Regions from separate parts of the Homo sapiens genome. Here region 2 is linked to region 1. A link is a loop called in an ENCODE intact Hi-C map of the cell type or tissue named here. Cell type or tissue: CD4-positive, alpha-beta T cell. All regions are shown on one strand.

Region 1 (2,500 bases):
GCACTCCCTGCCTGGGTGCACACTGTGGCTCCTTGTCCCCCTCTATACATTGCCCAGGCTGGCTTTGAACTCCTGGGCTCAAGCAATTCTCCTGGCTCGGCCTCCTGAGTAGCTGGGAATACAGGCGCGTGCCACCGCGTTCAGCTTCATTTTTATTTTTACAGCTTCACTTCACTTCCTCAGTGCAAACATGTTAAAATATTAAAAATTTGCTGTAAAGTTTTTGAAAGGATATTTATAATTTTGCTCTTGAAACCATTTGGCTAGGAGTGACTGATTTAAATTACAATTGGGAATTCTTGTGAAATGAGAAAAACCTAGCCCACACATTCTTTCAGATGTAATGAAATTTTTATGAATACTAAATTTAACAGTTAATGAGGTTGATATAATGTTACAGTTGGACACTTGATTAAGAATTTATTGATTTCCATTTTGCAGTGTTCTTATTTGAGAGCCAATCATTTTTTCTTCAGCTGTGAAATATTCACATGGGCCCTTGGGAGGCCCCCGCTGCGGGCTTCTCTAGCGGGCAGTACATAAGTAACCAGGCCAACAGCTCTTCCCTGTCCTCCCCCTGACACACCTCGCACCCCTTTACACAGGCACATAAGGAAAAACACCCATCGTGGCTGGACCATGGAGACAGAGTCCAGTTCCAGAGGAGGAAGAGGATGGGGCCAGTCAGACAAGGGCACAGAAGCCATGCCATGCCATGTCATGTAAGCAAGAAGCTTCTTACTGCAACCAGTGGCTGGGGCTGCTAAGGGCACTAAGATTCAAGACCAGTGAGCCACGGAGGTTGGCATGGGCACCTCTTCCCTCCTGGGGACAGTAGGTAGTGGGGGCAGGAGGGGAAGGGCCACCTGCCTGGTTTACATAGTCGGCCACAGAGCGGTGGCCCACACTTATTCGACGACTATAGCCTCAGTGTTCCAGGCAGGTGTGCATGGGGCCAGCGGGCTATGAGAGGCTTCCACGTGGCACAAGGACAGCACCCCACAAGGAGAACATGAAAAAGCTAACACAGTAGCACAGGCAAGTGCACAGTACCCCAGCCTCCCCTCGGAACCAGAGGGCGGAGTGGACTGAGGCCACCCTCAGCCAGGTCTGCGGCAGAAGCTGAGGCAGAGAAATGCCACTTTGTCCTTGCTCCAGTCTCTCTCTCAGCCATTCAGATACCGCTTCCTTCACTCCAGAGCCTCAGCCGGCGCCTCTCAGATCAAACCTTGTGCCACTAGGTGGAGCCAAAGCCCACAGCAACAGCGCCGGGCTCGGACACCCAGCCGCCCGCGTGCAGGAAGGAGGTGGGCTCGCGAGGCAGGGGACTGGGGGCCCCGGGCTGAGTCTGGGCCCTACCGGGGGGCCAGGAAAGGAGTGGGAGAGCCAGCCACAGCCCACAGTGGACTTATTTGGTTTACATGGTCCGTTCCGTCCGAACTCGCACTGTAGGCTAAATGGTCCCAGAGCCAACCCCGGCAGCCGCAAATCCCCGTTTGTCAGATAAGGAGGCTGAGGGCCTGAGGGGAGGATCCAGGAGAGCCAGAACAGGGCTGAAGCCAGAGCCCGCGCCCCTGTCCACAGAGCCTTCCCCTGCACCGCTTCCGGGATGTATCCCCTGCCCGTGGGGAGGGCGCACGAGAAGAAGGTGCGGCTTCCAGAAGGGAGATCCTGGGAACGAGGCCGGGAGACACGCTTGGCTCCGGAGCCTAGGACTGGCTCCGGGGCACGAGCCGCAGTCCCCTCCAGCACCTCCTGGTGGGGGCCGCAGCTGGGATGCTGGCTTCGGGCGCCGGCGGCCGGAGCAGCGGAAAGCATCCACCTACAGAGGCTGCGGTGGAGGGGGCGGGGCGGGCGCGGACCCGGAGGCGCCGCATTGGACGAGGGGGTTGCTGGGGTTCTCGGATTGGCTGGCCATGAGGGGGCGGGACCAAGGCCAGGGCTGAGAGGCGTGAGGACCTGGAGCGTGAACGCGTGGGGAAGGCGCAGAGACCTGGCGCAGGTGTTGCGGAGCCTTCTGAGACTGGCCTAAGCTGCAGAATTGATCGAGCATCTGGAGTGGCCATCGGCCGTGTTGCCCGCAGACACAGGTGTGCTGCGACAGACCAAGCTCCAGGGTCCCTCAGGTAGCCAGGTGTGCGGCACAGCTTTGTCCCTCCCAGAACTCAGTTTCCCCAGCAGGGGGCCCGGGGACTATTCCAATCCAGTACTCTGGCCTGCCCCTCCCCTCGCTCTCACTGACCTCCCAGCAGCCAGACCAGGTAGGTATCCAGGCTCCTTCCTATCCTGCCCCCTGCCCCGCTCCATCCTCATCTTTCCCTTAAAGAAACCTCTCTCCAAGGTCCACGGTTACATCACATACAGCTTTGCACACCCAGTGCCCAGCACAGAACCCCCACCCTCTGTGGTTGTCCTTTCGCTTCTCGCAAGGTCCATGGGAGCAGGGGACCAGGCTGGGACAACATGTGGCCCCACCTGGTTGCTATAAAAGCTCAGGTAA
Region 2 (2,500 bases), 400 kb after region 1:
CCTCCGGGGGCTTTTCTTTTCCTGGGAAGAAGGTCTTCTTTCCAGGAAGGTGGTGTACGGGCAAGGCTGAAAACCCAGCCTTCATTCTGCCAGGCCAGTCCCCTCCTAGTCCCTGCTGCCCCAGGGCTGCAGAATCCTATCCTGGCTCCTGCCAGGCTCCCCTGCAGCTGGGCAAACAGGCAGTGGGTGGGACTCGGTATAATTTCCTCCTTGCCCGCCTGGGGTCTGCTAGGCTCTGGCTGAGCTCTCTGGCCTCTGCCCTGCACCCCCAACTTGGAGCCCAAAGGGGGTCATGGGTCTTTCTGCCCTGTGTCCCCAGGGATGCACCCGATGAGTTTGAGAAGGGGCTGCCTTCTCACCCAGAGAGAGGTGAGGCCATCCCCTCACCCAGAGAGGGGCTCCAGGCCCCACTCCAAGGGAGAGTCAGAACTTCCCGGTGCCTACAGGCGCACTGTGCTAAACCAGTGTGAGCATCCTGCGCTGATAATGCTACATGCATAAGCTGCGGATGCACAGGGGCTCAGACTCAGGGGACTGTGGGGAGTCCTGGCAGCCACATATACATCGGGCTCACCCCTGTAGCACCCCATCTAGAAAAGCCCATCCAGAGCCAGAAGGGGCTTCTGGGGATGGTTCCTGGAAGGGCTGGGTTCTGCTGTTCTCTGAGTGACCAATCCACCCATTCTTTCCAGAAATGGTCCTATCCCATCTCCTTCCCCTCCAGCCGCTCTCGGTTCCCTGCCCTCATCCACCCAGGATGTCACTGGGCCTGCTGCGAGTGGCTGCCCGGGGAAAAGGCCAGGAGCTCTGCAATGAGCCTGTAATCCCAGCACTTTGGGAGGCTGAAGTGGGTAGATACGCACTACACACAAGCCAGCACCAGGTTCCTCCCACCCAGGGGATGACAGAGGAGCTCCAGCTCACCACCGTGCCTCAAGTCCCCTGCTTAACTGTCCTATGTGAGCTCAGGGCCGCCCTCTGGGGGCTTTTCTTTTATTTATTTATTTATTTATTTATTTATTTATTTATTTATACTTTAAGTTTTAGGGTACATGTGCACAATGTGCGGGGCTCCCTTCCTCCCAGCAGCCATGCTGTCACGTGCTCCTTGCCCCGGAGAGGCAGGAATCTGTCCCGAAATGTCGAGCTGAAACGCTTCCTGGACGCTTGCTACAACCGTGGTCTTCAAATTCTACTAAATTTTTCCAGTGGCAGGATTCACTGTTGAAAGGAAAGCTTCCCACCTTGCCTGTTCCTCCTAACCCCAAAAAAGTCGGGCTTGTGATCTATGGGGAGAAGAATAGCCCCCGCCCCACACCCATCTGATGCCCAATTCTTCCCAATCCATCAGCCCCCAGCCCTGTCCTCATGTCAGGATCTGCCCGCGTCACTCTCCCCAGCCAAGAACTGGAGCCGAAAATGCAGTGTAGGCTGCCCCCTCGTGGGCAGTTAGAGAAACACATGTTTCTCATAGCTGCTAGCCTTTACCCACTGTCTTGGGGACCCCACCCCAAATAAAAAGGCAACCTAAGGAATAAGCGACTTTGTTTTGCAAATACAACTTCAAGACAAGTCTCAAGTCAGTCCTATGCAGAAATTCTAGAGAAGCCACTAAGAGTGGCCAGAGGACAGCCCCCCACTTCCTCTCATTCCCCAGCCTGGTCCTCATAGACCCACCTGGAGTAGAAATTCCTCGTGCAGGCCAGGCGTGCTGGCTCACACCTATAATCCCAGCACTTTGGGAGGCTGAGGCGAGCTGATCACATGAGGTCAGGAGTTCGAGGCCAGCCTGGCCAACAGGGTAAAACCCCGTCTCTACTAAAACTACAAAAAAAAAAAAAAAAAATAGCCAGGTATGGTGGCAGGCACCTTTAATCCCAGCTACTCAGTAGGCTGAGGCAGGAGAATCGCTTGAACCCAGGAGGCAGAGGTTGCAGTGAGCCAAGATCACGCCACTACACTCCAGGCAGGGTGACAGAGCAAGACTCCATCTCAAAAAAACAAAACAAAACAAAAAAAACACCAATTCCTCATCTAACTCCCTGCCAGGAGTTCAACTTCTGTTCTCATACTTTTAAGAACAGAGAGCTCACTACCCTCAAGGCTGATTCATTATATTTTCTGTGCTGGGGCACTGGGAACACTGATGGTGCAGATCCATTTGTAACCTCCTGGGACTCTCACATTGCTCACTTAGCTGGAGCAACAGGTGAGAAAACGAGGGTTGCAGGTGTGCCAAAGGCACAGGGATGAGAGCGGCCAGTTCTTCACGGACCTACACCTCCACCTGCCTCTTCTCAGGGATCTTATATTCAAAGGGATTAAATTCCAGGATCTTGGAGATGGCTGCAGTCCAGCTGCCCCCTTGCTTCTGCTTTCACTTGAGAATCAGCCGAAGTTCCCCGAGCACCTGCTCCATGCCAGGTCCCTCCTGGCACTTTGTCCCACTTAGTCCTTAAAGCTCGCTGTGATAGCGATGTGCTAATGCCCACTGGGCAGA

The links. Peaks named below come from ENCODE experiments on the same cell type or tissue, not always from the same donor. Only the 100,000 strongest peaks of a DNase experiment are listed, where the experiment ranks them.
Region 2: it touches region 1 in a loop (9-fold over the local background); 83 of 110 quality-filtered maps call a loop at or near these places.

Annotation. Positions count from the first base shown.
Region 1 is chr15:74,372,578-74,375,077 of GRCh38, forward strand. No RefSeq gene overlaps it. Among named protein-coding and RNA genes, the nearest start is that of LINC02255, 5.3 kb to the right of the region's middle. RefSeq lists silencers at 1,249-1,298, 1,899-1,958 and enhancers at 1,559-1,608, 2,090-2,500. In CD4-positive, alpha-beta T cell, CTCF peaks have their summits at 1,260 (motif pointing right) and 1,467; DNase peaks (open chromatin) are centred at 1,254 and 1,894; H3K4me3 peaks cover 1,341 bases; H3K27ac peaks cover 578 bases.
Region 2 is chr15:74,767,593-74,770,092 of GRCh38, forward strand. No RefSeq gene overlaps it. Among named protein-coding and RNA genes, the nearest start is that of CSK, 13 kb to the right of the region's middle. RefSeq lists an enhancer at 1-519. In CD4-positive, alpha-beta T cell, CTCF peaks have their summits at 1,459 (motif pointing left) and 1,664; a DNase peak (open chromatin) is centred at 1,409.